2 separate regions of the Homo sapiens genome follow, and region 1 is linked to region 2. Evidence: chromatin loops called from intact Hi-C (ENCODE). Cell type or tissue: CD4-positive, alpha-beta T cell. All regions are shown on one strand. Links, peaks and the distances in the headings refer to the core of each region. The heading gives the core; the rest is flanking DNA. Region 1 has its middle 13 kb from the start of DEGS1. Region 2 overlaps NVL (nuclear VCP like).

Region 1 (12,244 bases), core at 2,304-10,303, 75 kb before region 2:
CATTTCCTCAAAGCAAAATTAGAGTAAATCGTACACAGAAGAAATATGAGCAGTTGGGTGTTTGAGCAAAATGTACAACTGATAACTGGAAAGGAAATACAAATCAAAGATAAACTTCCCCTAATTCAATAAATTCTGTTCAAAGAGACGCAACTAAATAGCTTTCAACTTTCTCAGCTTTTGTGTTTTTAAACTCTTTTTTTCCTCTTGTCCTTTGGATTGTACAAAAGTCAAATTCAAATTAACTGATTTGTTAGGAATCTGTGATGCAGCAATGTAAATAGCAAAACTGACTCCAGAATACAACACCTAAGATATACTTTCCTGTGATAAGACAAGGGGAACATGCTTCCCTCCGCAAGGCCAAGCCAAAGAGAATTAGCTGGGGTGGGGTAAAGAAGAGAGGGCTAAACTGCTTGTTCTTTCTTTGGAGAGTTGGAGCAAGCTTACAAGAAAGTGCTCTTTAGATAAACAGTTTCTGTAACTCTACTGTAAGAGGACACTGCCTGTTACAGTGTAGCCCATGGATCAACAGCCTCAATCACCTAGGAGCTTCTGTGAAATGTAGAATCTCAGGCCCCATTCCAGAATCAAATCTGCATTTTAACAAGATCACCTGGTGATTAGTTTGCACATTAAAATTTGAGAAATGCCACTGTAAGGCACATTTGTCATTTTGAATCTAAATGCTAAACAACCCTTAGCTCCCTATATTTAGCAATAACAAAGAAAATGGAGAGAGAGAAGAGAGGAAGGAGAGTAAAAGGGAGGAGAAAGCAGGAAGAAAATACAAAAGTTAGTATTGGTCAGGGACAGTTCTTGAAACCAGTAGAGGTCATGACCATCAGCCATCCCAAACAGAAAACAGTTTCATCGCCTTTGGTGTCTTTTTTTTTTTTTTTTTTTTTTTGAGACGGAGTCTCCCTCTGTCGCCCAGGCTGGAGTGCAGTGGCGCGATTTCAGCTCACTGCAAGCTCCGCCTCCCAGGTTCACGCCATTCTCCTGCCTCAGCCTCCCGAGTAGCTGGGACTACAGGCGCCCACCACCTCGCCTGGCTAATTTTTTGTATTTTTAGTAGAGATGGGGTTTCACCACGTTAGCCAGGATGGTCTTGATCTCCTGACCTCGTGTTCCGCCCGCCTCTGCCTCCCAAAGTGCTGGGATTACAGGCTTGAGCCACCGTGCCCGGCCAGGAAATTTATATTACAATTCCCACCAGTATCAATCCAGTCACTATCATTTGAGAATAAAGAAATTATTTTTAAAAATACACTTTGGGAGGCCAGGGTGGGAGGATCGCTTGCATCTAGGAGTTCACGACCAGCCTGGGCAACATACCAAGACTTCGTCTCTACCAAAAACAAAAATTTTAAATTTAAAAATTAAAAAAAAAAAAATTAGCCAGGCTTGGTGGCATACACCTGTAGTCCCAACTACTTGGGAGGCTGAGAAAGGAGGATCGCTTGAGCCCAGGAGGTCAAGGCTGCAGCGAGCTGCCACTGCACTCAGCCTGAGTGACAGTAAGACCCTGTCTCAAAAAATAATAATAAAATATCCATCAATAGGAGACAGGGTTCATAAATTGGGATATATCCTTACAATAGAATACTAGGCACCAGTAAAAATAAGAAAATTATCTATATGCTAAGAAATATTTCTGGCCGGGCATGGTGGCCCATGCCTGTAATCCCAGCACTTTGGGAGGCCAAGGTGGGCAGATCACTTGAGGTCAGGAGTTCAAGACCAGCCTGGCCAACATGGTGAAACCCCATCTCTACTAAAAATACTAAAAGTAGCTGGGCATGGTGGTAGGTACCTGTAATTCCAGCTACTCGGGAGGCTGAGGCAGGAGAATCGCTTGAACCCGGGAGGCAAAGGTTGCAGTGAGCTGAGATCATGCCACTGCACTCCAGCCTGGGAGACAGAGCGAGACTACGTCTCAAAATGAAAAAAAAAAAAAAAAGGCCAGCGTGGTGGCTCATGCCTGTAATCCCAGCACTCTGGGAGACCGAGGTGGGTGGGTCACCTGAGGTCAGGAGTTTGAGGCCAGCCTGGCCAGTGTGGTGAAACCCTGTCTCTACTAAAAAATCCAAAAAGTAGCCAGGCATGGTGGCGTGTGTCTGTAATCTCAGCTACTCAGGAGGCTGAGGCAGGAGAATCACTTGAACCCAGGAGGTGGAGGTTGCAGTGAGCTGAGATTGTGCCACTGCACCCCAGCCTGGGAGACAGAGTGAGACTCTGTCTCTAAAAGAAAAAAATATATATGTATTTCCAAGACTGCTAAGGGAAATAACAAAATACAGAACAATATTACAGTATACTAACTTTTGTGAAAAATAAAGAGGGAAATAATATAGAGTCATGCTGAATAACCACATTTCAGTCAACAAGCAGCAGCATATTTTATGACAGTCCCATAAGATTATACTACCATATTTTTACTGCTTCTTTTCTATGTTTATGTGTTTAGATACACAAATACCACTGTGCTACAAGTGCCTACAGTATTCAGAACAGTAACATGCCATACAGTTTTGTAGTCTAGCATCAATAGGCTGTACCATATAGCCTAGGTGTATATAGTAGGCTAAACCATCTAGGTTTGTGTAAGTAAACTCTATTATATTCATACAACAAAATCACTTGATGCATTTCTGAGAGCACATCCCCATCTTTAAGCAGTTCATGACTGTACTGCTAAGTAGTGGCATGCATATGCATAAAGAAACTCTAGGCCGGGCACGGTGGATCATGCCTGTAATCCCAGCACTTTGGGAGGCTGAGGGGGGCAGATCACTTGAGGTCAGGAGTTTGAGACCAGCCTGGCCAACATGGCGAAATCCCACCTCTACTAAAAATACAAAAATTAGGCAGGCATGGTGGTCTGTGCCTGTAGTCCCAGATACTCAGGAGGCTGAGGCAGGAGGATCACTTGAATCTGGGAGTCAGAGGTTGCAGTGAGCTGAGATTACACCACTGCACTCCAGGCTGGGAGAAAGAGTGAGATTCCATGTCAAAAAAAAAGAAAGAAAAGAAAAGAAAAAAAAATTCTAGAAAAATGCACAGGGAATCAATAACAGTGGTTATATTTTGGGGTTTGACAACATAACAACAGGAACAGGAGCTGGGAGGAGCTTATCACTAGACACCTGTATGTTTTTCTATTTTTTTTTTGAGACGGAGTCTCGCGCTGTCGCCCAGGCTGGAGTGCAGTGGCGCGATCTCGGCTCACTGCAAGCTCCGCCCCTCGGGGTTCACGCCATTCTCCTGCCTCAGCCTCCCGAGTAGCTGGGACTACAGGCGCCCGCCGCTACACCCGGCTAATTTTTTGTATTTTTAGTAGAGACACGGTTTTACCATGTTAGCCAGGATGGTCGCGATCTCCTGACCACGTGATCCGCCTGCCTCGGCCTCCCAAAGTGCTGGGATTACAGGTGTGAGCCACCGCGCCCGGCCATGTTTTTCTATTTTTAAACCATGGAAGTGTATTCAACAATTAAACCAGCTGCTATAGACTGAAAGTTTGTGTCCCCGCAAAATGTATGCCTTGAAGCCTAATCCTCAAGGGGAGGAGACTAGGAGGTTGGGCTTTGGGGAGGTGATTATGTTCATGAGGGTGAAGTCTTCATGAATGGGGTTAGTGTTCTTTTAAAAGAGACACCAGGCTGGGTGCGGTGGCTCACGCCTGTAATCCCAGCACTTTGGGAAGCCGAAGCAGGCGGGTCACCTGAGGTCAGCAGTTTGAGACCACCCTGGCCAACATGTGAAACCCCATCTCTACTAAAAATACAAAAATTAGCCAGGCATGGTGGGGTGCACCTGTAGTCCCAGTTACTTGGGAGGCTGAGGCAGGAGAATTTCTTGAACCCAGGAAGCAGAGGTTGCAGTGAGCTGAGATCATACCATTGCACTCCAGCCTGGGTGACAGAGCGAGACTCCATCTCAAAAAAATTAATTAATTAATTAATTAATTAAATAAAAGGGACCTCAGAAAACTCCTTCACCTCTTCTGCCATGTGAGGTTATAGCCAGAAGACGGCCATCCACGAACAAGGAAGCAGCCCCTCACCAGATACTGAATATGCCAGTGCCTTGATCTTGGACTTCCCAGGCTCCAGAATTTTTTTTTTTTTTTTTTGAGACGGAGTCTCTGTCACCCAGGCGGGAGTGCAATGGCACGATCTGGGCTCACTGCAACCTCTACCTCCCGAGTTCAAGCGATTCTCCCACCTCAGCCTCCCGAGTAGCTGGGATTACAGGCATGCGCCACCATACCTGGCTAATTTTGTATTTTTAGTAGAGATGAGGTTTCTCCATGTTGCTCAGGTTGGTCTCAAACTCCCGACCTCAGGTGATCCACCCACCTCAGCCTCCCAAAGTGCTGGGATTACAGGGGTGAGCCACCACGCCCAGCCTAATTTTTGTATTCTTAGTAGAGACGGGTTTTCACCATGTTGGCCAGGCTGGTTTCGAACTCTTGACCTTGTGATCCATCCGCTTTGGCCTCCCAAAGTGCTGGGATTATAGGCGTGAGCTACTGTGCCTGGCCAGACTGTTTTCTTAAAAACCAAAAGCCTGGGAAGAAAAACAAAATATCTTGCAAATGTATTCTCAATCCCAGTCAATCCCCTGCAAAACTCAGACTCTGGAAGAATGAAAGCTATGCGCTCTTTTCTCCACTCATTCATATTGTTGGCTTCACACAGATAGAAAAAGCTACTTCATCCTGCAGAACTGCTCTATCAGTTCATGGTGTTTTCCTGGATCCTGGACCCCTGCCTTCCCCACCATGAGTCACCTCTGGATCGAGTCCATCTTCTATTTGGGATTTGGAACCAGACAACCTTTGTCCCTTTTTAGCCTCTGCTGCACTCTAAGCTGTGTGATCTAAGACACGTCACTCACATTCTGGAAGTATTCGCTTCCTCATACATGAAATGGGGGAAATTTCTCTAACCATAAGCCTGCGGTTTTGATTTCAGTGCTCACTAGTTCAAGACTTTTCTTCTTGCCTATGCCCCTTCACCCTCTTCCTTTGTCAATTTCCTTTTTCATAAGCTGTGGCTGCTGGTGAGTAAAATAGTCATCTGAGTACAACTGCTTTTGCATGAGCTAGACTTGGAAGGGTGCAAATGGAAGCAGATTCATTTCTTCTCAGTAACTGCTCTTTTAGACTGTCCTGTTGCATTGTTCTGCCCTGATCCCAGAAGGAATCTCAGGCAGATCCCAGAGCCTTGTAGACTCTCCTGGTCACTAACAAATTAATCACCTTTATCCAGTTATTAAAAAATCCAGCCCGATCCGAAGAAAGACTTTATTGTCTCAATTGATTAAAGCTTCTTTCCTCTTTTTTTTCTCTTTTTTTGAGACGGAGTCTTGCTCTGTCGCACAGGCTGGAGTGCAGTGGTGCGATCTTGGCTCACTGCAGCCTCCACCTCCCGGGTTCAAGCGATTTTCCTGCCTCAGCCTCCCAAGTAGCTGGGATTACAGGTGCCTGCCACCAAGCCCAGCTAATTTTTGCATTTTTAGTAGAGACGGGGTTTCGCCATGTTGGACAGGCTGGTCTTGAACTGCTGACCTCAGGTGATCTGCCTGCCTTGGCCTCCCAAAATTCTGGGATTACAGGCATGAGCCACTGTGCCCTCCCGCTTCTTTCTTCTTTCTGTAAGTCAGGCCTGAGTTGGACTTCGGAGAAGCTTTGAGTTGGGCTTCTCCTTTTCAGTGGAGAAGGGCAGGAAGGAGGATGTCTTCCATTTATTCTCTTTGCTTTTCCTCCTCCCCCTCCTGCAAGACTCTCTGCTGTCTAACTCAGTGGGGAGGAGAGACAGAATAAAGAAAAAAAATCTGCATTACTGGTATGGTTGGAATCTGTCATGTGTGTCTCTTGGTTGAGGCAGAGATCACACTTTGGGGCTGTTTTCCCCAAGGCATTTTCCACTGTTGTTGTTGCTTTCTTTTTCTTTTTTTAAGAGATAAGGTCTTGCCCTATCACTCACTACAGTCTTGAACTCCTGAGCTCAAGTGATCCTCCTGCCTCAGCTTACTGAGTAGCTGGGACTACCATGCCTGGCTAATTATTTTTATTTTTGATAGATGCAGAGTCTTGCTACATTGCCCAGGCTGGCCTCAAACTCCTGGCCACAAGCGATCTTCCTGTCTTAGCCTCCCAAAGTGCTGGAATTACAGGCATAAGCCACTGCTGTCAGCCCTCCATTGGTTTTTAAATAATCTCCTCACGGGTTACCTTCACCATGAATTTTTCTTCCAAGTTACCATACAGCTGACTCATAGGAACCCCTCCTTAGCCCTAGGTATCTGGTGGTAAATGTTCTTTCAAAAAGAAGCATTAGGATGCATGACCTATGAGGCCATAGACAGCAACCAAATCTAGCCCTTGTCAAACGGTTACACATCTGGTCCACCTATACCTGATCAACCTGGCAGAAAAGCTACTATCAGCAGAGACCCTCTGTCCATACTCAGTGACCACGGACAGCTTCTGATTTCCCCTCACCTTTAGGCATGCTCAAGTCCAAGTCAGGTACCAGTCCCTGTGTCTCTCCAAACACAAAAGTCAAGTTGGAGGAATGGTTCTGAGAAACTCTTCACTTGGCTGTAATTAACAAAGCAACAGTTCCTTCTGCCACCAGAGGGTGTGCAGCAAGGATGGGCAGCACAACCTGCTACCAACTCTCTCTAAAGAAATTCTTTTCTCTTTTTTTTTTTTTTTTTTTGAGACGGAGTTTCACTCTTGATGCCCAGGCTGGAGTGCAATGGCGCAATCTTGGCTCACTGCAACCTCCGCCTCCCAAGTTCAAGTGAGTCTCTTGCCTCAGTCTCCTGAGTAGCCGGGACTATGGGTGCGCACCACTGCGCCTGGCAAATTTTTGTATTTTTTTTAAAGACAGGGTTTCACCATGTTGGTCAGGCTGGTCTCAAACTCCTGACCTCATGATCCGCCCTCCTCAGCCTCCCAAAGTGCTGGGATTACAGGCATGAGGCACCACACTCAGACCCCTTGCCCTCATTTTTGACAGATAGTTTTGCTAGACACAGATCCTTGGTTGATAAGTTTTTTCTTTCAGCACTTTGAATACGCCATCCCACTGCCTTCTGGCCTCCACTGTTTCTCATGAGGAGTCACCTGTTCATCATATCAGGGTCTCCTTTTCGGTGATGAGTCATTCTTCTCTTGCTGTTTCAAGATTTTCTCTTTGGCTTTCAGAATTTTATTATAATGCATGTGGGTGTGGATCTCTGTCTTGTGTTCATTCTACTGGGGTTCTTTTTTTTTTTTTTTTTTTTTTTTTGAGATGGAGTCACGCTCTGTCGCCCAGGCTGGAGTGCAGTGGCACAATCTCAGCTCACTGCAACCTCTGCCTCCCAGGTTCACGTCATTCTCCTGCCTCAGCCTCCTGAGTAGCTGGGACTACAGGCGCCCACCAACACACCTGGCTAATTTTTTATATTTTTAGTAGAGACGGGGTTTCACCGTGTTAGCCAGGATGGTCTTGATCTCCTGACCTCGTGATCCGCCCACCTCAGCCTCCCAAAGTGCTGGGATTACAGGCGTGAGCCACCGCACCCGGCCTCTACTTGGGTTCACTGCATCTCTTGGATGTGTAGATTAATGTTTCCATCAGATTTAGATCATTTTAGATATATTTTTCCTTTGTTTTTTTTTTTTTTGCCCTTTTCTCTCCTCTCCTCTGGTATTCCCATCAGCTGTATTTTGATGAGCTCAATGATGTCCCAAATTTCTCTGAGGCTCTGTTCATTTTTTATCATGGTAGATACACATAACAAAATTTACCATTTTAACCACTTTTACACGTACAATTCAGCAGCATTAAGTATATTCACAAAGTTGTTCAATCATCACCACTATCCATTCACAGAAATTTTTCATCATCCCAAACAGAAACTGTATACTCATTAAAGACTGGCTCCCCACTCCCCTTTTCCCCAACCCCTGTTAATCTCTATTATTCTTTCTGTCTCTAACTTTTATAGTTTGATCATAACAATCCCCTTTTCATCAGGTTTTCATGGAGCGTAGGAGGGGTAATTCTTTGACTTAAAAATATAATTTGAAGAAAATGACTGCTTAGGAGAGAGAGACAGAGAGAAAGAAAGTGAGAGAGAGAAAGAGAGAGAGAGAGAAAAGAGAGAGAAAGAAAAGAAAGAATAAGAAAGAAAGGAAGGAAGGAAAGAAAAAAAAGAAGGAAGGAAGGAAGAAAGGTGGGAAGGAGGACGGAAGGAAGGAAGGAGGGAAGGAAGAAGTAAGGAAGGAAGGAGGGAGGGAGGGAAGGAAGGAAGGAAAAGGAGGAATGAAGGAAGGAGGAAAGTAGAGAGGGAAGAAGGGAGGGAAAAAGAAAGCTATGAAAGCCATTGACCACAGGTCGGGATGGGAATGGGGATAATTCATCAATTTTTCTACGCTGACATAACTCCCGAGAGTTCTGACTATTCATTGGCTTTAACAGATTTGCCAAGAGGACAAATCTCAGCTTAATTAGCAAAGGATAAAATCATAAAATTAGTGGATTCCCTAATCTGGGCATGCCACATAGATGAATATGATTGCAAGGGCAGGTTTGGAAAAGGGAATGATGCCTGAATATACTGGAATTCCCAAATATTTTGGACCTCAAAGTTTGGGCTTTTAAGGAACTACCATTTAAATCTGCAGTTTGCTGTAAAGATGGTTAACAGAGTTCTGGGCCAGGCACGGTGGCTCATGCCTGTAATCCCAGCACTTTGGGAGGCTGAGGCGGGCGGATCACCCGAGGTCAGGAATTTGAGACAGCCTGGCCAACGTGGTGAAAACCCGTCTCTACTAAAAATACAAAAATTAGCCAGGCGTGGTGGCATGTGCCTGTAATCCCAGCTACTCGGGAGGCTGAGGCCAGAGAATTGCTTGAACCTGGGAGGCAGAGGTTGCAGTGAGCCACTGCTCTCCAGCCTGGCCAACAAGAGCAGAAACTCTGTATCAAAAAAAATAGTTCATTGTGCAGAATTTAACATATTTGTCAAATAATAGGCTGACCAGCCATGGAGAGAAGCTCCTATTATAGTCACAACCTATTCAAAAATATTAATGTGGGTGGGGTGCAGTGTCTCATGCCTGTAATCCTAGCACTTTGGGAGGCAGAGGTGGGTGGATCACTTGAGGCCAGGAGTTCAAGACCAGCCTGGCCAACATGGCGAAACCCCATCTCTACTAAAAATACAAAAATTAGCCGAGTGTGGTGGCACATGCCTGTAATCCCAGCTACTTGGGAGGCTGAGGCAGGAGAATCACTTGAACCAGGGAGGCAGAGGTTGCAGTGAGCCAAGATCACGCTACTGCACTCCAGCCTGGACGTAGAGTGAGATTCCGTCTCAAAAAAAAGAAAAAAATTATAGTGCATTTGAAGTGCATTCAAAAACTATGAGAACACGATTTTAGCTGTGAGCTTGTAAAAACAAAAACAAACAAAACTTATGAGAACACTTGTACCTCCCTAGCCTGAGGGGCATGATGTATAGCCTCTTTCAGGACTGTTGGTACATGTCCCTTTGAATATTCACTGTGGAGAATCTTTTTTAGCAAGCGTAGCTAAATTGTATCTGCTCCTCTAAACATTTGCCAGAAGAAGAAATAGTTTATTTTCAGGTTCAGGCTCTACACATTCTCTTTCTTTTCTTTTCTTTTTTTTTTTTGACAGAGTCTCACTCCTTCACCCAGGCTGGAGTACAGTAGCGTGATCTCGGCTCACCGCAACCTCTGTCTCCTGGGTCCAAGCAATCCTCCGGCCTCAGCCTCCCAAGTAGCTGGGATTACAGGAGCCTGCCACCATGACCAACTAATTTTTGTATTTTTTAGTAGAGACGAAGTTTCACCATGTTGGCCAGGCTGGTCTTGAACACCTGACCTCAGGTGATCCACCTGTCTCCGCCTCCCAAAGTGCTGGGATTACAGGTGTGAGCCACCGCACCGGGCCCTCTTCTCCCACCCTTTCCCTTTCTTTCTTTCTTTTTTTTTTTTTTTTTTTCTTTGACAGAGTCTCACTCTGTCGCCCAGGCTGGAGTGCAGAGGCATGAGCTTGGCTCACTGCAACCTCCACATCCTGGGTTCAAGAGATTCTTGTGCCTCAGCCTCCCAAGTAGCTGGGATTACAGATGCGTGCCACCACACCCGACTAATTTTTTGTATTTTTAGTAGAGATGGGGTTTAGCCATGTTGGCCAGGCTGGTTTTGAACCCCTGCCCTCAAGTGATCAGCTCACGTTGGCCTCCCAAAGTGTCAGGATTACAGGCATGAGCCACCACACCTGGCTTCTACACATTTTATGAGCAATAAATAATGTTGATAATCTCTCAGTTTTCTTCTTTCTTCCTGTCTCTCCCTCCCCAGTGGTCCTGCAGCAGTTCTAATCCCATTCCCATCACCAGTTGATCAGAGACCTAGTATTTTTAGGAAAGTAGCAGCCTTTATTTATTTTTTATATTTATATTTATATTTTTACTTATTTATTTATTTATTTTTGAGACAGAGTTTCACTCTTGTTGCCCAGGCTACAGTGCAATGGCACAATCTTGGCTCACTGCAACCTCCGCCTCCTGCGTTCAAGTGATTCTCCCGCCTCAGCCTCCAGAGCAGCTGGGATTACAGGCATGTGCTACCATGCCCGGCTAATTTTGTATTTTTAGTAGATCTGGGGTTTCTCCATGTTGGTCATTTTTAGTAAATCTGGGGTTTCTCCATGTTGGTCAGTTTCCATGTGGAGAGAGAATTTTGCCATGTTGCCCAGGCTGGGCTTGAACTCCTGGGCTCAAGTGATCTGTCTGCCTCAGCCTTCCAAAGTGCTGGGACTACAGGTGGGAGCCACCATGTCCAGCCTGCATACTTTTTATGTTATCAGAAATGCTATCTTTCTCTTTGGTTACATTTCTTTTTTTTTTTTTTTCGTAAATCAAAGTACTATTTTATTAAATGAGTTATTTTACACAATATGAACATCAATATAATTACAATTGTAAAAAATTTTTTTATAACAAGGATGGACTGATTTTCATATTTCCAAATCAGAGTCAACTGTACATTTACACAGAATTGTCTTTGCATGAAGCCCAAAAGGGAACAGCATAAAAAATGAGTGTTTCTGTAGCCCCTTTATTTTTGCTGATCAACAGTTTGTTAGAAAAGCAGCTGCAGGTATGTTACCTAAGGTCTGAGACAGTAGAAGAGTCAAAGGTGTCGTGAATTCACCTGTAAACAACCTTATGCCTGAACATCAGCTAATTCTGGAGGAAGTGAAGTCTTAGGATGCTTGCTCTCAAAGTGCTGCTTGAAGGTCTTAGGGTCTGGCATTCGTGTCCTACAGACAGTGCAGGTATATATTAAGGCAGCTTTGGCAGCAGCCTTTTGGTCATGTCCTTGTTTCTTCTTTTGTCCAGCTTGCTTTTTGGCATTATTCTGCTGAGACTGAATTTTCTGCTGTCCACGAGCCATATCCGGGCCAGGAGAATCTTGCGTCGGAGAGACAGTGCAGCGCGAGAGGGCCGGGAGAGGACGCCGGAGGGAAAGGAAGGGGGAGCGCGCCCAGCATCGCTTGGGCCTCCTCCACCCGCTCAGGAGGGGAAACAGGAGAGCCGGGAGCACAACAGCCTCGCGCGCCCGCCGCCGCCTCAGCCTTAGGGGAGGCCACTACGCCTCTGGTTACATTTCTTGATCATGGTATCTCCCCAGCTAGGTAAGTATCTCTTTGATTACATTTCTTTTTTTTCTTTTTTTGAGATGGAGTCTCACTCTTGCTGCTCAGGCTGCAGTGCAATGGCGCTTTCTCAGCGCACTGCAACCTTTGCCTCCCGAGTTCAAGCGATTCTCCTGCCTCAGCCTCCCAAGTAGCTGGGATTACAGGCACCCGACACTACACCCAGCTAATTTTTTGTAAAGCCACCATGCCCCCCGATTACATTTCTTTCTCTTTTGAGACGGAGTCTTGCTCTGTCGCCCGGGCTGGAGTGCAGTGGTGTGATCTGGGCTCACTGCAAGTTCCGCTTCCCGGGTTCACGCCATTCTCCTGCCTCAGCCTCCGGAGTAGCTGGGACTACAGGCGCCCGCCACCACGCCCAGCTAATTTTTTGTATTTTTAGTAGAGACGGGGTTTCACCGTGTTAGCCAGGATGGTCTCAATGTCCTGACCTCGTGATCCACCCGCCTCAGCCCCCCAAAGTGCTGGGATTACAGGCGTGAACC
Region 2 (10,884 bases), core at 2,267-10,266:
CTTAAAATGAAGACTAGCGTAGACTTTCTTGCTATGGTGGTGGGGCTGCCACATTATGTAGGAGCCCTTGTTAGGTGCTTTCTATGATTTTAAGAACCTATCAACTTACCTCGACTGTCACACTGTCACATTAACTGTACGGATCTTCCCTAAGGACACTCCGCGTGCTGTTAGACAATCTAATCTCAAACTATCCAGTGCCCTGTTTTAATCAAAAGCTGAATCATAAGAAGACAATTCTTTTATACTTCTCAATATCTAAATTCTACCCTTGGGTTAAGCTGGACCTCCACAAGGTCCTGTGCATCCTCAGAGTGCATTTCTTGGACCTTCATCAAATTGTATTTAATGAACTGGCTTTGTGTAATACCCTCAGTTTATATTAAGAAAATGACAAGCCTCAGTCCCAAGAGGCTTATTGTGTTTGTGTCAGAAATACCGTTAAAGACATTGTGCATCGCATCTTAGTGTTCTCTTTGTGAGGACCCAGAGGAGGAATTTTTCTTTTTTCTGTCTCGCTGTGTCACCAGGCTGGAGTGCAGTGACGCAATCTCGGCTCACTGCAACTTACGCCTCCCAGGTTCAAGCGATTCTCCTGCCTCAGCCCCGAGTAGCTGGGATTACAGGCATGCGCTACCACGCTGGGTAATTTTTTTTTTTTTTTTTTTTTTGAGACGGAGTCTCACTGTCACAGGCCCAGGCTGGAGTGCAGTGGTGCGATCTCAGCTCACTGCAACCTCCGCCCCTCAGGTTCAAGCGATTCTCCTGCCTCAGCCCCCCAAGTAGCTGGGATTACAGTTGCCCGCCACCACGCCTGGCTAATTTTTTGTATTTTTAGTAGAGATGGGGTTTCACCATGTTGTCCAGGCTGGTCTTGAACTTCTGACCTCAGGTGATCCACCCACCTTGGCCTCCCAAAGTGCTAGGATTACAGGCGTGAGCCACCGTGCCCAGCCAACGCTGGGTAGTTTTTGTATTTTAGTAGAGACGGGGTTTCACCATGTTGGTCAGGCTGGTCTCAAACTCCTGACCTTGTGATCTGCCCGCCTCCGCCTCCCAAAGTGCTGGGATTACAGGCGTGAGCCACAGCGCCCAGCAGAGGAGGAATTTTCCTCACATTTGCATAATGGGAGCAATTGTCAGCTTCCTATTCTTAGCATATCCTTTGTTTAAGAAAAATCTTTTGTGAAAGAAAGCTCAGTATATAAAGGAACACAATAAATAAATGAGGTGGGGTATGAACTTCACAAAACGAATTCACTGTTATATGTTTAGATACTCTCAGAAGTTTCCTAATTCTTAGAAGATTAAACCTTTAGAAAAAGAAATAATTTCAAGTACCCTCACTTGAAAGAAAGTAACAAACTGTCCTTTTTTTTTTTTTTTTTTTTTTTTTGAGACAGAGTCTCGCCCTGTGGCCCAGGCTGGAGTGTGATGGCATGATCTCGGCTCACTGCAAGCTCCGCCTCCCGGGTTCAAGAGATTCTCCTGCCTCAGCTTCCCAAGTAGCTGGGATTACAGATGTACACCACCATACCCGGCTAATTTTTTGTATGTTTAGTAGAGATGGGTTTCACCATGTTGGCCAGGCTGGTCTCAAACTCCTGACCTGGTGATCCACCCACCTTGGCCTCCCAAAGTGCTGGGATTACAGGCACAAGCTACCACGCTCAGCCAAACTCTCCTTTTTTTGAGGGCATGAGGTGTGCTCTACCTAGGATACCTCCAAAAGTTTCATTAGCAACATTACTTTCTAATTAGTAGAAATAAGGGCTAAGGAATCTTTGGATCACTGAAATCTAACTATTCTTTAATTGAAATGTGGTTATGTTTCTGACTTATAGTAAGAACTAAAATGAATTCTATTTATTCTCAAGTGAGAGCAAAGAGAAAAATTTTAAATGGCATAATAAAGAGCTTATAAAACAAAATATGAGGATTTTGGAAAATCATTTATTGAAATGGTACTAGGATATTTAGAAGTATTTAGAAGCTTAAATTAATTTGGTTTTTCTTTATGACATTATCTCTATTACGATAATATTATATTATTTTTTAATAAAGGCCCTAATGGAAATCTCAAATAGGTTGGTAACTATAGAAAGCTAAGCTAAAGGAATTATTAGAAAAAGAAGGAAAATAGTCTCTTAAGGAAATTATAGGCCAGGCGTGGTGGCTCATGCCTGTAATCTCAGCACTTTGGGAGGCCGAGGCGGGTGGATCACCTGAGGTCAGGAGTTTGAGACTAGCCTGGCCAATATGGTGAAACACCATCTCTACTAAAAATACAAAACTTAGCCAGGTGTGGTGGCAGTTGCCTGTAATCCCAGCTACTTGGGACACTGAGGCAGGAGAATCGCTTGAACCCGGGAAGAGGAGGTTGCAGTGAGCTGAGATCAAACCACTGCACTCCAGCCTAGGGAACAAGAGTGAGACCTCGTCTCAAAAAAAAAAAAATAAAAAGAAAAAGAAAAACAGGTGTGGTGGCAGGCACCTGTAATCCCAGCTACTTAGGAGGCTCAGGCAGGAGAATCACTTGAACCTGGGAGGCAGAGGTTGCAGTGAGCCAAGACCACGCCATTGCACTCTAGCCTGGACATCAAGACCAAAACTCCGTCTCAAAAAAAAAAAAAGTTATATCCCACAAATATTGTATGATTCTACTTGTATGAGGTACCTAGAATAGGCAAAGCATAGAGACAGAAAGTAGAATGGTGGTTGCCAGGGGTAGGGAAGAAGGAATGGGCAGTTTGTGTTTAATGGGGACAGAGTTTCAGTTTGGGAAGATGCAAAAGTTCTGGAGATGAGTAGTGGTGATGGTTGCACAACAATGTGAATGTACTTAATGCCACAGAAATATATACTTAAAAATGGCTAAAATGGTAAATTTTATGTTATGTATCTATAGTATTTTACTAAAATCTGAAAAAAGTTATGGCTCATTTACACTGATATTTTCCTATAATTCGTATTAAACATTATATGTTATGAAATACTCAGGTTCAAAAAGTAATTCAAGATGTGCTACTACTTTTATTTTAACAAATATTTTCATTTGGTCATACAAATCTATTCTTTTTTTTTTTTTTTTTTGAGACGGAGTCTCACTCTATGCCCAGGCTGTGCAGTGGCGTGATCTCACTTCACTAGGTTCAAGCGATTCTCCTGCCTCAGCCTTCCGAGTAGCTGGGACTACAGGTGCACGCCACCATGCCTGGCCAATTTTGGTATTTTCAGCAGAGATGGGCTTTCACCATATTGGTCAAGCTGGTCTCAAACTCCTGACCTCAGGTGATTCACCTGCCTCGGCCTCCCAAAGTGCTGGGATTACAGGTGTGAGTCACCATGCCCAACCAAATTTATTCTTAAATCTATTCTTAACTACACATCAGAGTTTAGAATCATTAATGCTTGTTTTTTTTTTTTTTTTTGAGACAGAGTTTCGTCCTGTTGCCCAGGCTGGAGTGCAACGGCGCGATCTTGGCTCACTGCAACCTCTGCCTCTGGGTTCAAGCGATTCTCCTGCCTCAGCCTCCCGAGTAGCTGGAATTTACAGGTGTGTGCCACCGCACCCAGCTACTTTTGAATGAGATCACCTCATTCAGGTGATCTGTCCGCCTTGGCCTCCTAAAGTGCTGGGATTACAGGTGTGAGCCACCGTACCTGGCCAGTAATTTTATTTATTTATTTATTTTTTATTTTAAAATCCAGCTTCTGCATGAAGCAATTTTTATTCACACAGTCGACTGTGAAAAATTAATGAAAGGGCCGGGTGTAGTGGCTCAGTCTTGTAACCCTCTACCTTGGGAGGCTGAGGTGGGTACATCGCTTGAGCTCAGGAGTTCAAAACCAGCCTGGGCAACATGGTGAAACCCTGTTTCTACAAAAAAAAAAAAAAATTAGCTAGGCCTGGTGGCACGTTCCTGTAGTCCCAGCTACTCAGGGAGCAGAGGCGGGAGGATCACTTGAGCCTGGGAGGTTGAGGCTGCAGCGAGCCAAGACCGCACCACTGCCCTCCAGCCTGGGTGACAGAGCAAGACCTTGTCTCAACAACAACAACAACAAAAAAGTTTGTAAAAAGTTTGCTCATCAGTAAAAGGAAAATATTTAAATATTTTGTAAGACATACACTTCAAAGGGAGTTTCAAGGTTTAAGCATGTGTATAAATGTAAAATGAAAATACTACATGGAACAGAGTAAGGGCTTAATAAATGTTAGCTATTATTATATCAGGTATTCTTAAGTCATACTTTTTTTTTTTTTTTTGAGATGAGGTCTCGATCTGTCACTCAGGCTGGAATGCAGTGGTACAATCTCGGCTCACTGCAACCTCCACCTCCCGGGTTCAAGAGATTCTCCTGCCTTAGTCTCCCAAGTAGCTGGGATTACAGGCACCGGCCACCACACCCAGCTAATTTTTGTATTTTTAGTAGAGACGGGATTTTGCCATTTTGGCCAAGTAGGTCTCGAACTCCTGACCTTGTGATTCGCCTGTCTCAGTCTCCCAAAGTGCTGGATTACAGGCGTGAGCCACCACACCCGGCCTTGTCACTCTTTTAAAGACTGTATTTTATCTGAAAGTATTTGGCAGATATCAAATAATGTTTCTGGTTTTCTGAGATATTTTAATGACACTTAAAAGGAAGTAGAAGTTATGAAAAAAAAATCTGGGGGCCGGGCGTGGTGGCTCATGCCTATAATCCCAGCACTTTGGGAGGCCAAGGAGGGCGGATCACATGAGGTCGGGAGTTCGAGACCAGCCTGGCCAACATGGAAAAACCCTGTCTCTACTAAAAATACAAAATTAGCTGGGCATGGTGGCAGACACCTGTAATCTCAGCTATTTGGGAGGCTGAGGCAGGAGAATCACTTGAACCCAGGAGGCAGAGGTTGCAGTGAGCTGAGATCGCACCATTGTACTCCAGCCTGGGCGACAAGAGCAAAACTCCGTCTCAAAAAAAAAAATTTCTACTTCTCAGGCAGCTTTTAGTGATAGACCTCTTATCACCACATCATCACTAGAAATACCAAATAAAAAATATAAAAAAGTAGTATATGGCTCGCTCTTTTTTATTTGAGGTGGAGTCTCCCTCTGTTGCCCAGGCTGGAGTGCAGTGGCGTGATCTCGGCTCACTGCAACCTCCACCTCTCTGCTTCAAGTGATTCTTTTGCCTCAGCCTCCTGACTAGCTAGGACTACAGGCGCATGCCACCACGCCCGGCTAATTTTTGTATTTTTAGTAGAGATGGGGTTTCGCCATGTTGGTCAGGCTGGTCTCCATTTTTTTTTTTTGAGATGGAGTCTCACTCTGTTGCCCAGGCTGGAGTGCAGTGGCGTAATCTCGGCTCACTGCAATCCCTGCCTCTTGGGTTCAAGTGATTCTTTTGCCTCAGCCTCCTGAGTAGCCGGGACTACAGGCACGCACCACCACGCCCAGCTAATTTTTATATTTTTAGTAGAGATGGGGTTTCACCATATTGGCCAGGCTGGTCTCGAACTCCTGACCTCGTGATCCGCCCGCCTTGGCCTCCCAAAGTGCTGGGATTACAGGTGTGAGCCACTGTACCTGGCCCACTCGCTCTTCTTTTACAAAACTTAGATCCCAAAAGATATGAAGAAGTTGCTTTGACCTACAAAATATTTCAGACTTTTAAGAACAGGACTAAAGATCTTTATTCTAATCTCCTTATAATATTTCAGATGTTAATAGGAGAAAGAGAAAATTGTATATAAAACAATCTGAGGAATTAAAGTCAAAAGCCAGCAAACTGAAATAAAAAGGGTAAACATTAAAAATGCCAATTTTCCTCACTTTCTGTTGACTTACAAAGAACATACATGGGCAGGAAGTCTGCCTTGTGACTTCTCCCCTCTGAAATTAGATATTGTGCTTCCTCTTCCTCTCAATCTGCCCTGCTTTAGCCATCAACAAAGCTTTTTAAACAAAAACATTCATGACCTCTGAAGGATGAGGTAAGATAAGGATGTGAAATTGCACTGCTAACAGCTCTCTTGAGAGGGCACCAGGCCAACGCAGGCAGACAGGGCACAGGGAGGCTGCATGTGGGTCCTGCTCCTCCTGGGCAGCTCTGCCCAATGAGGTTCCAAGTCTTAGAATAGGACACAGTCAGAATTGGAGCAAAAATGCACTCTCAAGTCAAAGAGAATAAACTAACAAAAGCCCTTCTGCCGTTGGCACAGACAGAGGCTGAGGACTGACTATGCAGCAGTCTAAACCACAATCTACAAAAGTTGCTTTTGGCCCAGCATGGTGGCTCACACCTGTAATCCCAGCACTTTGAGAGGCCGAGGTGGGTGGATCACCAGGTCAGGAGTTCCAGACCAGCCTGGCCAACATGGTGAAACCTCATTTCTCTAAAAATACAAAAATTAGCCGGGCGTGGTAGCACGTGCCTGTAATCCCAGCTACTCGGGAGGTGGGATCCGTCCACCTTGGCCTCCCAAAGTGCTGGGATTACAGGTGTGAGCCACCATGCCCGGCCAAAGTTGACCTCTATTGAAATGTCTTTTTTGATTTTTTTCTTCTTCCATATTCACAACTTTGTGCTTGGAAGCTGCAGGGCTCCTCTCTGTTACCCACCCCATTTATGCCAGATGACTTTTTTTTTTTTGGAGACAGAGTTTTGCTCTTGTTGCCCAGGTTGGAGTGCAATAGCACGATCTCGGCTCACCACAACCTCTGCCTCCCGGGTTCAAGCTAATTCTCCTGCTTTAGCCTCCTGAGTAGCTGGGATTACAGGAGCACACCATCACACCCAGCTAATCTTTGTATTTTTGTAGAGACAGTGTTTTGCCATGTTGGCCAGGCTGGTCTTGAACTCCTGACCTCAAGTGATCCACCTGCCTCGGCCTCCCAAAGTGCTGGGATTATAGGCATGAACCACTGTGCCTGGCCGAAGTGGGGTACTTTAAATATTCACCCTTTGGTCTGAGGCCTAATGATTTTGGCAAATAGCACTGAAATTCTAGATGAATGAAGTATAAAGTTGTTCTGGTGTGAGTACCATACATTGAATGAAACACAGCAGGAAGAATGAGCCAATCATTCTCTGGTTCCAAATCTATAAAGCTCTGAATACCACATGCCTCATGTCTGGCATGTCTAGAAATAAATACCAATCCAACTTTTCTCTTTAGTTCATGAAATCCCAAGGACAAGTGTGAAAGCATTATCATTATGTCACCATGACTACAGGAAATTCATAGAAACAAAATTGGATTATATGTGTGTGCTTATTTGTATATACATACACATCCACATACATTGACCAAAGCAAACAAAATCTCAAGACCATAGTTCCTAATGACAGAGCCAAGAAGGCCGGGCATGGTGGCTCACGCCTGTAATCCCAGCACTTTGGGAGGCCGTGGTGGGCGGATCACTTGAAGTCAGGAGTTTGAGACCAGCCTGGCTAACATGGTAAAACCCCGTCTCTACTAAAAATACAAAAAAAAAATTAGCAGAGTGTGGTGGCACGCACCTGTGGCCCCAGCTGCGTGGGGAGGCTGAAGTAGGAGATATGCTTGAACCCAGGAGGTGGAGGTTGCAGTGAGCTGAGATCACGCTACTGCACTTCAGCCTGGGCAACAAACAGGGTCTCTTTTTTTGACATACTGTGTCAAAAAAAAAAAAAAAAAAACAGAGCCAACGAAAGGGAGAGAAGATGCTATGATGCAGTCATCATCAAGCTTGTTTGATGCAAAGAAATAAGTATATGCAACCAAAGCAGGGTTTCTTAACTTTGGCATTACTGACATTTTGAGTCGGATAATACTTTTTTTTCCTTTGAGACAGGGTCTCAGCTCTGTTGCTCAGGCTGGAGTGCAGTGACGTGACCATGGCACACTGCAGCCTCGACTTCTTGGGGTTAAGCCATCCTCCCACCTCAGCCTACCAAGTAGCTGGGACTACGGGTGCATGCCACTATGCCCAACTAATTAAAAAATTTTCTTGGCCAGGCGCAGTGGCTCACGTTTGTAATCCCAGCACTTTGGGAGACTTGAGGCAGGTGGATCACGAGGTCAGGAGTTCGAGACCAGCCTGGCCAACGTGGTGAAACCCCGTCTCTACTAAAAATACAAAAATTAGCTGGGCTTGGTGGTGCACGCCTGTAATCCCAGCTACTCAGGAGGTTGAGGCAGGAGAATCACCTGAATGCGGGAGGTGGAGGTTGCAGTGAACCGAGGTGGCACCACTGCACTCCAGCCTGGGCAACAGAGTGACACTCTGTCTCAAAAAAAAAAAATTTGTTTTCTTGTAGAGACAGGGTCTCACTCTGTTGCCCAGGCTGGTCTCCAACTCCTAGTCTCAAGTGATCCTCCTGTCTCAGCCTCCCAAAGTGCTGGGATTACAGGCCTGAGCCACCATGCCTGGCCTTGGATAATTCTTTGTTGTTGGCTGTCCTGTGCACTGTGGAATATTTAGCAGCATGATCACTCCTCTGCGTAGTGGTAAATGTCCCTAGACATTGCCAAATGTTCCCTGGGGACGTGAGGTGGGGTGGTGGGAAAATTGCCTTAGGTTGAGAACTACTAAACTAAAGCAACATGTTTTCATGGCTTTGACCACCAGCTATGTCCTGAAGACAGACAAAACTATAGCCCAGCCAGAGGACTCTCCTGAACTCCCAACCACAGACCCAACATCCTGCTCAACTTTTCCACTTGATAGTGCCCAGGCACCTGAAACTCAGAGAGCTCATCTCCCAGACCTCTAATCCTGGTAGATGCCACCAGCTGCACAAGCTGCAAATTCATCTACCTTTTCCTTTAACTCCCAACTCTACAGTTAATCCAATGTCCTACTAATTAAAACCTTTAAACAGTTCTCATGTCTATATCTTCTTTGTTATTCCCGTGATAATGCCTTAGTTCGTTATTTTTTCTTTTTCATTGATGTTTCTCAGTCATATTGCCTTAGTTCTAACATGCTTAATTTCATAACTTTTACTTTACTGGCTTCCAAGCTATTTTCCATACTGTGCATCAATAGAATCTTTCTACCCTACAAAGATGATCATTCTTCTGTTCTCATCTGCCCTGTTCTCCCTCCTCGGGGTGATTTTTAGGAACATTGCTAAAGGCAGTTTTAAGTAACGATGGCCCAGTGAGGCAGGATCACAGAATCTTCCTTTGTCAGCATCAAAAGAATACTAAAAAAAGTTAAACAATTTACCAGTAGCAACCAAAGAAAGGGGTAAACCTTCATGCTGCAAATGTTGAAAAGTGGGTGCGAAGAGAAAATTTGAAAGTGGCTGATAATTAGGCGTCCATTCCTGGGAAGGAGTATTGAAGAAAGAAGGTAAGTTAACAAAATCTTGTGATGTCTATTAATATTCCAAGCTGGAGACAAGCAGCCTGAGGAGAAGATAGCTCTAGAAAAAGTTAGACACACACAATCAAGGGATTTCAGCAGATTCAGGAAGAACTGCCAAGGTATGCCACTTTCCAGGGAGCTGGACAGAACTGGGTACAATCCCATGGGAGTGGGACAGCTCCCATGGGGGGAGGTATCTCCAACTGGATGGAGAGAGCGGGTCCAGGTACAAGTGATTTCATCCCCAGAAGGATTAACACCACCAGCTTAGCTCCCTCTCCCATCCCAAGGCTATAGAAATGTAGAAACAAAGCACTTCTACAGACCTCAAAATGTGATGTGTGAAGGGCAGAAAAACTAGTTCCAGGTAGTGAGAAGTGGGATGACAGAAGTCATTCAATTTTTTTTTTTGAGAGAGGGTCTTGGTCTGTTACCCAGGCTTGAGTGCAGTAGCACGATCTTGGCTGACTGCAACCTCCACTTCTTGGGCTCAAGGGATTCTCCAGCCTCAGCCAGGCATGAGCCATTGAAGTCCAGCTAATTTTTGTATTTTTTGTAGAGATGGGGTTTCCCCATGTTTCCCAGGCTGATCTTGAACTCCTGAGGTCAAAGCAATCCACCTGCCTTGGCTTCCCAAAGTGCTGGGATGACAGGTGTGAGCCAACGTGTTTGGCCCACTTATTTATTTATTTTTAAATATAGGGTCTTGCGGGGTCTGGTGCGGTGGCTCACGCCTGTAATCCCAGCACTTTGGGAGGCCGAGGCGGGTGGATCACGAGGTCAGGAGATCGAGACCATCCTGGCTAACACGGTAAAACCCCGTCTCTACTAAAAAACACAAAAAATTAGCCGGACGTGGTGGCGAGCACCTGTAGTCCCAGCTACTCGGGAGGCTGAGGCAGGAGAATGGCGTGAACCTGGGAGGCAGAGCTTGCAGTGAGCCAAGATCATGCCACTGCACTCCAGCCTGGGTGACAGAGCAAGACTCTGCCTCAAAAAAAAGGATAGGGTCTTGCTCTGTTGCCCAGGCTGGAGTACAGTGGTGTGATCACAGCTCCCTGCAGCCTTGACCTCCTGGGCTCAAGCAATCCTTCCACCTAAGCCTTCTGAGTACATGGTCCCACAGGTGGGTGCCACCATATCTGGCTAATTTTTTCTATCTTTTGTAGAGACAGAGTCTCAGTATATTGCCCAGGCTGGTACCAAACTCCTGGGTTCACCTCGCCCTCCCAAAGTGCCAGTTTCTCCAAAAGTTTCTACTCCATTTCAAATATGATCTGATGTAAATTATTTTAAAGTAATAATCGAAGATCAGTTCACCTTCCCTTTGGGAGATATAGGCTGGGCAAACACAGCTACAGAAAAGAAAGTAATCAGTCAACGAAAATTACTACCTCTTATAACTGTCTCTATTTAAAACAAGAGAAACATATACAAAAATATACCATTTCCTTTACTCACTTTTGTGATAGTTTTTAAGATGGCAAGGCGATCTGCAGGGGGCGGTAAACCCACAAACAGTGTTTTGTCCAGGCGGCCCGGGCGC

Evidence for each region. Peaks named below come from ENCODE experiments on the same cell type or tissue, not always from the same donor. Only the 100,000 strongest peaks of a DNase experiment are listed, where the experiment ranks them.
Region 1: a loop joins it to region 2, with 7 times the contacts of the local background. A loop is called at or near these places in 13 of 110 quality-filtered maps.

Annotation. Positions count from the first base shown.
Region 1 is chr1:224,164,210-224,176,453 of GRCh38, forward strand. It overlaps the pseudogene LOC724084. Among named protein-coding and RNA genes, the nearest start is that of DEGS1, 13 kb to the right of the region's middle. RefSeq lists enhancers at 4,912-5,881, 5,882-6,851. In CD4-positive, alpha-beta T cell, for the core only: CTCF peaks have their summits at 6,652 (motif pointing right) and 6,852; DNase peaks (open chromatin) are centred at 4,962 and 6,652.
Region 2 is chr1:224,239,413-224,250,296 of GRCh38, forward strand. NVL (nuclear VCP like) reads right to left here. Exons shown (of 23, transcript NM_002533.4): 19 at 10,800-10,884. Among named protein-coding and RNA genes, the nearest start is that of MIR320B2, 12 kb to the right of the region's middle. RefSeq lists an enhancer at 6,242-6,291. In CD4-positive, alpha-beta T cell, for the core only: no CTCF peak of the experiment used is centred there; a DNase peak (open chromatin) is centred at 6,019; H3K27ac peaks cover 1,697 bases.